Regions from separate parts of the Homo sapiens genome. Here region 2 is linked to region 1. The links are chromatin loops, found by intact Hi-C in ENCODE. Cell type or tissue: adrenal gland. All regions are shown on one strand. Each heading gives the region's core, and the rest is flanking DNA. Links, peaks and the distances in the headings are about the cores only.

Region 1 (6,632 bases), core at 623-5,622:
ATCTTTTGACTATTATTTTTCAGGTTATATCTACAGCCATATTGTGATATAGCGTTAACACTCACCTTGTTGCTAAGATTCAACTATCTTACATAAACAGGTCATGTGATAATACTGATATTGATGATCAAATGTATTGGGAAAATGGCCCTAAGGAAGAACTGGATTTAACTAACCAAAGCTAATTTCTATGCTACCATGCTCTGAGAAGCCCAAGCCATGGAATCACTACATAGAGAAGTACAGAGGTCCTCAACTCACAGCCCTCACCAACTTGCTGGAGGATAGCAACACCAGCTACCAGCCCCATACCCCGGCCAGCATCACGTGGAGCAGGGCCGCCTGGTGAAGCCACTGGGTCCACAGAATCATGAAGTTACAACTGGCATTGCTTCAAGCCATGCAACATTGGGGAGTATTTTATTTCCTACCAGTAAATAGACAAAACACCTGATATTTCCAATCCCTCAGGCTTCCCGGATTCTGCTGGTTTTTGATGTCCACCCCCACCCGCCAGCGCTTGGATTTGAGCTCCCTCTGCTCTGCCAAGTCAGTCATCACTCTCCACTCTCCCCCTGCTTTCCAGAATGCTGAGTTCTCCTGTCTGTGCTCATTTCCTCCCCCGCTCTTCTTGTCCTTGTGGGTTTATGCCTTTTTTATCCCTTTATTGTAATTTTAGTGGGGTTTGGGGAGGGTGAAGAGATAAATAGATCTGCTTAATCCGTCCTGTTTAATTCAGTTTCTCCTGCATTCTTAACATCCTATTCACAGGATTCTCCCTCCACCTCCTTCTTTACTCAAGATCTGGCTCTGCTCACAGGCTCCTCCCAGACGCCACACACCCCAGAGTTGAGAGGTTTGGGGTCAGTGTCCTCATTCCCAGTGGTTCCTTGAGGGCCATGCCACTCACCTCTTCCACCCCGCCCCCATCCCTGGTGAATGCCATCATTCACTGAGCAGTGGGCACACCCTCTTCTCCATCAGCTCCCAGTCTTCTCATTCTGGTGACTTCACCATCCCCAAGATCAATCCAGCCATCAGCTTGGCCTCTGAGCGCCCCGAACTCCTCGTGTCACATGCTTCTCCTCTACCTCCTTCAGCCATGACGTCACAGGACCAAACCCCCACTGTGTCATCTCCCAGAGCTGCCTCCCCTCTGAAGTCACTAATTCAGGCTGCCTACCCAGCACAACGGCCAGCTAAGAGGTCCCTTCTCCTGTGTGGAGCTGATCCCGTAGTCTATGCTCTGCATCCCTTGTCGCGCCCCCACCTCCCGATGGTGCATTCCATCTGCCTTACGTTGTCACCTTCTCCTTCTCTGTACGGTTTATTTTACTTTATTTTATTCTATTTGGAGACAGAGTCTCGCTCTGTCGCCCAGGCTGGAGTACAATGGCACGATCTCAGCTCACTGCAATCTCCGCCTCCCAGGTTCAAGCGATTCTCCTGCCTCAGCCTCCTGGGTAGCTGGGATTACAGGCACCTGCACCACACCTGGCTAATTTTTAGTAGAGATGGGGTTTCACCATGTTGTCCAGGCTGAACTCAAACTCCCGACCTCAGATGATCTGCCCACCTCAGTCTCCCAAAGCGCGGAGATTACAGGTGTGAGCCTCCACACCCGGCCTCCTTCTCTGTATGTTTTCTGAGGGCAGCACCAGCACCCATTCACCCACTTCCAGCAGCAGAGCCTGATTTTGCCTCTAGACCTCTCCCTGTCCCCCTCAGTCCTTGTCATCTAGGTTAAACTGGCTACACCCTCAGCCTGGTGTGAGCCAGGCCCTGCCAATCCATCACCTTGCCTGGTGACTGAGATGGACTCGGGAGTGGACATCCGACCAAAGGCAGGCCAGTTAGTCAAGAGACTCTTGGATTTTTGTGGAAGCCATTAGGTAAGTGGGGTCTTTGCTGGTTGGATTTAAGTCTGGGAGGATGAAGGACAGCACTGTTGCAGCCGTTTTGCCACAATGAGGGGAGGGCCTTTGGGAGGATAAAGCCCAGCATAGAAGAGAGCAAAGCCTGAGGCCTGCGGCATCTATGCCTGAATCCAGCTGTGCCTGAAGGTAGCGCTGTAGCTCAGGTTTCCAGTTACAAGAACCCATTCAACCTTTCTGCCTTAGCCTGGTTAGTATTGTGGTCCCACTGAACGTACCATTCAGGAGAATCACGTTTAAAAGTGGCACAAGACAAAGACATGAATCTGAATACCTTCAGACATAGTCTACAGCTCCCCCTGGTGGAAAACATTGTTTTTTAGAGTCCAGCTACTAGGCCTTAATTTTTATCCACCACGTGTCCCAATAGTCTGTATATATCTAGGTCAATTTAGAACATCTTTTCTAGTTCAAAAAGCATGTAATTGCTGCTATTTATAATCCTGATCACAGCCCATTCCGGTAATACTTTGTAATTCAGAACTATAATCCCCAACGAAACATGTCCCAGAATCAAGCAGTGAATGTAGAATGTGCTAGATCATTAGGACTCTTTTTTTTTTCTTTTTGAGATAGGGTCTCGCTCTATTGCTCAGGCTGGAGTGCAGTGGTGTGATCAGGTTCACTGCCGTCTCGACCTCCTGGGTTCAATGATCCTCCCGCCTTGGCCTCCCAAAATGCTGGTGATTACAGGCAGGAACCACTGTGCCCAGCCAGGAATCAATGTTTATAATTATCAAAAAAGAGACAAGAAGAAAGGAGGAAACACAAAACCATAATGCGGAAGAATGTTAAAATCCGGTCAAGTATAACTTCATTGATTTCTGGTTTCAAGGATTGTACCCCACAATTGTCTCTTTTCTCCCCACACGTCATGGAAATGATCAGAAAGAAGTAATTGTATGACAGTTTAAAAAATGAACTGTTCCGACCTGGAGCGGTGGCTCACGCCTGTAATCCCAGCACTTTGGGAGGCCGAGGTGGGTGATCACCTGAGGTCAGGAGTTCGAGACCAGCCTGACCAACATGGTGAAACCTCGTCTCTACTGAAAAAAAAAAATGCAAAATTAGCCGGGCATGCTAGCGCATGGCGGAGGTTGCAGTGAGCCGAAATCGCGCTATTGCACTCCAGCATGGGTAACAAGAGCGAAACTCGGTCTCGGAAAAAAAAAAATCTGTTCCAGCAAATGATAAAGCTGGAGAGAATGTTACTAACAGAACTGAAAATCTGAGGAATTTGAGGAAATGTGTTCTTCGTTGAGAGCAAAGTCACGCAGTGCTGAGCTGAGCACCCAGCGCAAAGGAGGGGCTCCCTAAAGGAAGGTGGAAAGGTCTCCCCAGTAGAGCTCCGCCCAGCCCCAGCTCTAAGCAGCGGGCCCCGGGCATCAGGGTTTCAGGGCTGAGGAATGTCCAGCGCCGCCCGATCGCGCCTCGCTTCCTCCATCACTAAACCACCGGGGGACTGACTGCCCGAGGCTGGTGCAGAAGCGGGTGCGGAAGCGGGAGAGGGAACGCGCGTGGCGCTCCAGCCGCCACCCCAACCCTGCCACTTCCGCAGCTGCCCGGGCGCCGCTGCACCCGGACCACTCTGCGGTCTACCCGCTGCGGCCAGAAGAAGAGAGACTCCGGGGAGGGTGGCCCTGCCGCACCCTGGCCTTCACAGAGCAGGGGGCGGAAGAGCCCAGGTGCCCTCGGTGCCTGCGCAACCTGAGCCCCGGCCGCCTCGCGCCTTATCCTTGGGGCTCCCCCTGGCGGCTAAGCCGGTCCCTGCAGGGAAACGTGCCCGTTGTCTCATCTGCATCCACTTAGCACCAAGACGGGGTAGCTGAGGGGGTCGGCGGAAGAGGAGAGGGGAGGCAGCAAAAGATGATCCATGCGGACGACCAGGGAGCCCACACCAGCCTCCAAGCGCGTCAGCCTCCAGCTCCACTCCCCAGGGTGAAGAGTCAACGGACAATCACCCCGAAGTAAGGCCCTACCGCCTCCTGAAAAAGGTGGTTAAAGAAGGGCAATCCGCTAAAGAATAGAGTACACGGGCCGGGCGCGGTGGCTAACGCCTGTAATCCCAGCACTTTGGGAGGCCGAGGCGGGCGGATCACGAGGTCAAGAGATCGAGAGCATCCTGGCGAACACGGTGAAACCCCGTCTCTACTAAAAATACAAAAAATGAGCCGGGCTTGGTGGCGGGCGCCTGTAGTCCCAGCTACTCGGGAGGCTGAGGCAGGAGAATGGCGTGAACCCGGGAGGCGGAGCTTGCAGTGAGCCGAGATAGCGCCACTGCACTCCAGCCTGGGCGGCAGAGCGAGACTCCGTCTCAAAAACAAAAAACAAACAAACAAACAAACAAACGGAATGGAGTACACGAATTATAAGTACAAGAATGTACTTAAAATATTCAAATTAATACCCTCAATAACATTAATGCCAGAATCTTGCATTCACAATAAAAAACTTGGTGTCCAAAATGTGGTACATCCATGCAATGGAGTATTATTCAGCCTCTAACAGGAATGAAATTCTTACACATGCTATAATGTGGGTGGACCCTGAAAACATTACCCTGAGTGAAATAAGCCAAATACGGAAGGACAAATCCTGTATGATTCCACCTCTACGAGGTACTTAGAATAGGTAAATTCATACAGGAGAAAGTAGACTAGAGGGGCCGTCGTTGTTTAATGGGTACAGAGCTTTTGTTGGAGATGGTGAAGAGTTTCAGGTGTAGTGGTGATGGTTACACAAAAATTTTGGCTGTACTTAATGCCACTAAACTGTACACTTAAAAATGGCTAAAATGAGGCCGGGCGCGGTGGCTCACGGCTGTAATCCGAGCACTCTGGGAGGCCGAGGCGGGTGGATCACCTGAGGTCAGGAGTTCGAGACCAGCCTGGCCAATATGGCGAAACCCCGTCTCTACTAAAAATACAAAAATTAGCACGTGCCTGTAATCCCAGTCTGAAGGTATTCAGATTCATGTCTTTGTCTTGTGCCACTTTTAAACGTGATTCTCCTGAATGGTACGTTCAGTAGGACCACAATGCTAACCAGGCTAAGGCAGAAAGGTTGAATGGGTTCTTGTAACTGGAAACCTGAGCTACAGCGCTACCTTCAGGCACAGCTGGATTCAGGCATAGACGCCGCAGGCCTCAGGCTTTGCTCTCTTCTATGCTGGGCTTTATCCTCCCAAAGGCCCTCCCCTCATTGTGGCAAAACGGCTGCAACAGTGCTGTCCTTCATCCTCCCAGACTTAAATCCAACCAGCAAAGACCCCACTTACCTAATGGCTTCCACAAAAATCCAAGAATTGAGTCTCTTTTTATTTATTTATTTATTTTTTTGAGACGGAGTTTCACTCCTTTGTCCAGGCTGGAGTGCAATGGCAGGATCTTGGCTCACTGCAACCTCCGCCTCCCAGGTTCAAGGGATTCTCCCGCCTCAGCCTCCTGAGTAGCTGGGACTACAGGCACCCGCCACAATGCCCGGCTGATTTTTTGTATTTTTAGTAGAGATGGAGTTTCACCATGTTGACCAGGCTGGTCTTGAACTTCTGGCCTCAGGTGATCCACCCGCCTAGGCCTCCCGAAGTGCTGGGATTACAGGTATGAGCCACTGCACCCGGCCAAGAATTGAGTCTCTTGACTAACTGGCCTGCTTTTGGTCGGATGTCCACTCCCGAGCCCATCACAGTCACCAGGCAAGGTGATGGATTGGCAGGGCCTGGCTCACACCAGGCTGAGGGTGTAGCCAGTTTAACCTAGATGACAAGGACTGTAGCTGGGACTACAGGTGCAGGCCACCACGCCCGGCTAATTTTTTGTATTTTAGTAGAAATGGGATTTCACCATGTTGGCCAGGATGGTCTCGATCTCCTGACCTTGTGATCCACCCACTTCGGCCTCCCAAAGTGCTGGGATTACAGGCATGAGCCACTGCACCCAGCCTGTTGTGGCCATCTTTAGAAAATACAATACGCCACAGCCTGCCCTCTGACCACAACTCACATTCCAACCACATGAAAACACAAGGCTCTTCCCATTATGGCATCAACTCAAGGTCTAGCACTTCTGCATCCAAGTTGGGTCCAGAGGCAGCTGAGTCTCCACAGGTGATTCACCAACTTTCTGCAGCTCTCAGGGTACCTGTTCTGGATTAAAAATGAGATCATCCCAGCTCTGTGGGGTGGTCAAGAGCTTCCCTGGAATGTGGCATCGTAACATTCCACTAGCACTCCCTGAGCACCTTACATGCCCAGCTCCACTGTGTGGACCCATGGAAAACCTGGATGAACAGGAAAGACCCAGAATTTGCCAATGCAAGCTTTGGTGTAGGCTGTCCTCTGTGACTGTCACTGGTTCCACTGATGCAGGGCAGGTGAGCCCCAAAATTGAGGCTTAGCCAGGGAGGGTTCTTGGCTTCACCCAAGAAAGAATTCAAGGGCAAGCTGGTGGCAAGGGGTGGATATGCAACAATTTCTAGAAAAAGGTTGGTAACTTCTGGGTTGTTGAGTTGTTGCCATGGAAAGGGGTAGTAACTTCTGGGTGTTGCCATGGCAATGGTAAACTGACATGGCACTGGTGGGCGTGTCTTATGGAGTGGTGTTCTCACCTCTTCCGTGTTTCAGCTAGTCTTCAATCTGGTCCAGAGTCCAAGCCCCACCTCTGGAGTCAAGTCCTGCCTCCTATATCACTGCTACTTGGA
Region 2 (5,000 bases), core at 1-5,000, 140 kb before region 1:
GACAAGGAGACCTTTATCGCCTCTGAGGTGGAAGAGCGGCGGCTGCGCATGGCAGACCTCACCATCAGCCACTGTGCTGCTGACGTCGTGCGCGCCAGCAGGTGAGTCGGCTGCCTGCTTGCTTGTCCCGGAGACAGGCTCCCTTCCCCCATCACCCTGATGTTTCTGTCTTCATTCCACTGTCCTCCCGCAGGAATGCCAAGGTGAAAGGGAAGTTTCGAGAGTCCTACCTTTCCCCTGCCCAGTCTGTGAAACCGAAGATCAACACTGAGGAGAAGCTGCCCCGGGAAAAACTCAACCCCCCTACACCCAGCATCTATGTATGTGTGCCACTTGGCCTCAGAACCACCCCTGCCAGAGGGTTCTAAGACAGTGTTGGGGACTGCTGGGGTGCTCTGAGCCTGGGCCAGGGCTCTGACCCCAGCTCTCCTGGTCATGTCTCAGCTGGAGAGCAAACGGGATGCCTTCTCACCTGTCCTGCTGCAGTTCTGTACAGACCCTCGAAATCCCATCACAGTGATCCGGGGCCTGGCGGGCTCCCTGCGGCTCAGTGAGTATGGGGGGCAGAAAGTGTTAGGGAGGGCTACAAGGGTCTGGGGCATGTAGGACCCTCTGAGAAATCCCACACTTGAAGACTCATGACAGTGGCCGTGAGGAGTCCACTGAGTGATGGGTCTGCTGGCCTTGGGCTCTTCTCCCATCTGTCTGTCTCCAGCATTTGGCAAGGGAGAAGGGGCCATAGTCAGGGCCTGATTAGTCATTTCTGAATTTTTTGGTGATTAAGGAAGAGAATAATACAGATTTTAGAAAACCCCTGAAAATCTGTGATGTTGGGGCTCTCTCTCAGTCTTTTATTGCGCAGAATTTCAAACACATACAAAATTAGAGAAAGCTGTATAGAAATACAAAGGTCAATCTTGTCTCCTTTATACCTGTATGTTCTCCCTTCCCCACACTGAGTTATTTGAAGCACATTTCAGGCTTTCACTTGACTGAATCTTTAATCTTTAATTGGATCCAATGGTAACTCAAAGAAGCTGCTGTTTTGACTAGACTCCAAATGGGGAAAAAAGAAGCTGCCATTCATTGAGCACCTACTATGTGTCTGTCAGGTGCGGTGCACATGGCCACGCACACATCTGGGAACACTGGTCTAGGGGCTGAGTCCTTGAGCAGCTGCAGGAGAAAGAGGGCTGGTGAGGATGCAGATAGAGGCCAGCACTCCCAGCTTCCTGTGGGGCTAGGGCTCCTGCCTATTTCTTCTGGGCTGAGCTCTGCTAAACCTATGACCACCCTGTCAGAGCCAGAGGAGTAGGAAGGGAAAGGGTCGATTGGGTCCTCGGTCCCTATCCTCTGCCTCTGCCCCGACACCCTGCTCGGCCCTCCCTTCCAGACTTGGGCCTCTTCTCCACCAAGACCCTGGTGGAAGCGAGTGGCGAACACACCGTGGAAGTTCGCACCCAGGTGCAGCAGCCCTCAGATGAGAACTGGGATCTGACAGGCACTCGGCAGATCTGGCCTTGTGAGAGCTCCCGTTCCCACACCACCATTGCCAAGTACGCACAGTACCAGGCCTCATCCTTCCAGGAGTCTCTGCAGGTGAGATGAGAACGTGGCCAGAGGCAGGTCCTGGGACGGGGCTGCGGTGGGAGGGCTCTCGAAAGGTCTCTGACCCAGGCCTGCCTACCCTCTGGCTGAACAGGAGGAGAAGGAGAGTGAGGATGAGGAGTCAGAGGAGCCAGACAGCACCACTGGAACCCCTCCTAGGTACTGTGCAGGTGTGCCCCTTCTGTTCCTGCTTCCTTCCCCTCCCTCTGCTCTCCACCAACCTGTGCTCTTCGCCCCAGCAGCAGCGCACCAGACCCGAAGAACCATCACATCATCAAGTTTGGCACCAACATCGACTTGTCTGATGCTAAGCGGTCAGTGGGGCTGAGGCCAGGGAAGTTGGGGCAGGAGTGCTGCTAGGACCTCGTGGCGGGGGCGGGGTGTAGCCTCTCGTCGCACTTCCGCACCGCAGGTGGAAGCCCCAGCTGCAGGAGCTGCTGAAGCTGCCCGCCTTCATGCGGGTAACATCCACGGGCAACATGCTGAGCCACGTGGGCCACACCATCCTGGGCATGAACACGGTGCAGCTGTACATGAAGGTGCCCGGCAGCCGAACGCCAGGTGCGCTCCACGCCTGTGCGCGCTGATGCTGGAAGCGCGAGAGGAGGGGCTGGCGGCGGCGCTCAGCCGTCAGCCAATGAGGGCAGAGGGCGGGGCTATCGGGGATCGCAGTTCCGACCTGGCCAGCCATGCCGTTCTCTGTCGACCCCTGCAGGCCACCAGGAGAATAACAACTTCTGCTCCGTCAACATCAACATTGGCCCAGGCGACTGCGAGTGGTTCGCGGTGCACGAGCACTACTGGGAGACCATCAGCGCTTTCTGTGATCGGTGCGTGCCGTCCTGCGCAAGTCAGACTGCCGCGTCCCCGCCCTCGGTCCCCAGTTCCCACCTGACCTGTGGCCACCCCGCAGGCACGGCGTGGACTACTTGACGGGTTCCTGGTGGCCAATCCTGGATGATCTCTATGCATCCAATATTCCTGTGTACCGCTTCGTGCAGCGACCCGGAGACCTCGTGTGGATTAATGCGGGGACTGTGCACTGGGTGCAGGCCACCGGCTGGTGCAACAACATTGCCTGGAACGTGGGGCCCCTCACCGGTGAGAGGGTGGGGCAGGTGTTGGCGTGGTGTGGCGCCTCAGCGGCAAGGGCCTGGGAGGCTGGGGCTTGGAGAGCCGCCAGCAGTGAGGGAAGGGGCTTGGGCCTAGGTGTCTGGGGGCTGTTTGAGAGTCCTGTTGTGATCGCCTTTGGCCCGCAGCCTATCAGTACCAGCTGGCCCTGGAACGATACGAGTGGAATGAGGTGAAGAACGTCAAATCCATCGTGCCCATGATTCACGTGTCATGGAACGTGGCTCGCACGGTCAAAATCAGCGACCCCGACTTGTTCAAGATGATCAAGTGAGGACCCTATTTGGGTGGGAGCCCACCTCCACTGACTGGTCCCTTTTCTTGTTCTTCCTGTCTGACTCCACCCCATTTTTACCTCTCTCCATCCTTGTCTGCCTGTGCCCCGAGTGTTACTGTGTTGGGGAGGCTAACTAGGTCCTTGCTGTCATGACCTTTTCTAGTGGTCCAAATAGACAAAAGCCACAGGAAACTTCGCCTATAACAGATGCCCAGGACAGAGGATGTGACCTAGACATGAAGCGGGGAGGCCCCTAGGGGAGGGCCCTGGGGCTGCCCACCCCTCTGCCCTTGCTCCAGCCCTGCCTCAGGCCTCCTCCTTGCCGGTGGTCTCAACACAACCCCACTGCTCCCCAGGTTCTGCCTGCTGCAGTCCATGAAGCACTGCCAGGTGCAACGCGAGAGCCTGGTGCGGGCAGGGAAGAAAATCGCTTACCAGGGCCGTGTCAAGGACGAGCCAGCCTACTACTGCAACGAGTGCGATGTGAGTGGGCCGGCTCTGCTGCTCTCCCTGAGTGTCCACAGTGGCCCTCCCTCCCCCTGACTGCACTGTCCTCCCTGCCCCAGGTGGAGGTGTTTAACATCCTGTTCGTGACAAGTGAGAATGGCAGCCGCAACACGTACCTGGTACACTGCGAGGGCTGTGCCCGGCGCCGCAGCGCAGGCCTGCAGGGCGTGGTGGTGCTGGAGCAGTACCGCACTGAGGAGCTGGCTCAGGCCTACGACGCCTTCACGCTGGTGAGGGCCCGGCGGGCGCGCGGGCAGCGGAGGAGGGCACTGGGGCAGGCTGCAGGGACGGGCTTCGGGAGCCCGGCCGCGCCTTTCCCTGAGCCCCCGCCGGCTTTCTCCCCCCAGGCCCCAGCCAGCACGTCGCGATGAGGCCGGACGCCCCGCCCGCCTGCCTGCCCGCGCAAGGCGCCGCGGGGCCACCAGCACATGCCTGGGCTGGACCTAGGTCCCGCCTGTGGCCGAGAAGGGGGTCGGGCCCAGCCCTTCCACCCCATTGGCAGCTCCCCTCACTTAATTTATTAAGAAAAACTTTTTTTTTTTTTTTAGCAAATATGAGGAAAAAAGGAAAAAAAATGGGAGACGGGGGAGGGGGCTGGCAGCCCCTCGCCCACCAGCGCCTCCCCTCACCGACTTTGGCCTTTTTAGCAACAGACACAAGGACCAGGCTCCGGCGGCGGCGGGGGTCACATACGGGTTCCCTCACCCTGCCAGCCGCCCGCCCGCCCGGCGCAGATGCACGCGGCTCGTGTATGTACATAGACGTTACGGCAGCCGAGGTTTTTAATGAGATTCTTTCTATGGGCTTTACCCCTCCCCCGGAACCTCCTTTTTTACTTCCAATGCTAGCTGTGACCCCTGTACATGTCTCTTTATTCACTTGGTTATGATTTGTATTTTTTGTTCTTTTCTTGTTTTTTTGTTTTTAATTTATAACAGTCCCACTCACCTCTATTTATTCATTTTTGGGAAAACCCGACCTCCCACACCCCCAAGCCATCCTGCCCGCCCCTCCAGGGACCGCCCGTCGCCGGGCTCTCCCCGCGCCCCAGTGTGTGTCCGGGCCCGGCCCGACCGTCTCCACCCGTCCGCCCGCGGCTCCAGCCGGGTTCTCATGGTGCTCAAACCCGCTCCCCTCCCCTACGTCCTGCACTTTCTCGGACCAGTCCCCCCACTCCCGACCCGACCCCAGCCCCACCTGAGGGTGAGCAACTCCTGTACTGTAGGGGAAGAAGTGGGAACTGAAATGGTATTTTGTAAAAAAAATAAATAAAATAAAAAAATTAAAGGTTTTAAAGAAAGAACTATGAGGAAAAGGAACCCCGTCCTTCCCAGCCCCGGCCAACTTTAAAAAACACAGACCTTCACCCCCACCCCCTTTTCTTTTTAAGTGTGAAACAACCCAGGGCCAGGGCCTCACTGGGGCAGGGACACCCCGGGGTGAGTTTCTCTGGGGCTTTATTTTCGTTTTGTTGGTT

What was found. Peaks named below come from ENCODE experiments on the same cell type or tissue, not always from the same donor. Only the 100,000 strongest peaks of a DNase experiment are listed, where the experiment ranks them.
Region 2: a loop joins it to region 1, with 4 times the contacts of the local background. A loop is called at or near these places in 94 of 110 quality-filtered maps.

The regions. Positions count from the first base shown.
Region 1 is chr17:7,986,665-7,993,296 of GRCh38, forward strand. No RefSeq gene overlaps it. Among named protein-coding and RNA genes, the nearest start is that of GUCY2D, 13 kb to the right of the region's middle. In adrenal gland, for the core only: CTCF peaks have their summits at 2,233 (motif pointing left), 2,434, 3,681 (motif pointing left) and 3,885; a DNase peak (open chromatin) is centred at 3,687; H3K4me3 peaks cover 760 bases; H3K27ac peaks cover 270 bases.
Region 2 is chr17:7,849,628-7,854,627 of GRCh38, forward strand. It overlaps KDM6B (lysine demethylase 6B), which reads left to right. Exons shown (of 24, transcript NM_001348716.2): 12 at 1-101; 13 at 194-320; 14 at 445-550; 15 at 1,394-1,599; 16 at 1,703-1,767; 17 at 1,851-1,922; 18 at 2,021-2,169; 19 at 2,324-2,438; 20 at 2,522-2,709; 21 at 2,868-3,009; 22 at 3,373-3,499; 23 at 3,583-3,753; 24 at 3,871-5,000. The coding sequence ends at 3,894. LOC107987244 (a long non-coding RNA gene) reads right to left here and starts at 2,169. Exons shown (of 2, transcript XR_001752777.2): 1 at 1,830-2,169; 2 at 831-1,694. RefSeq lists enhancers at 1,232-2,196, 1,918-2,027, 2,084-2,378, 2,197-3,160, 2,358-2,587 and 1 more. In adrenal gland, for the core only: CTCF peaks have their summits at 2,325 (motif pointing left) and 2,526; a DNase peak (open chromatin) is centred at 2,304; H3K27ac peaks cover 1,317 bases.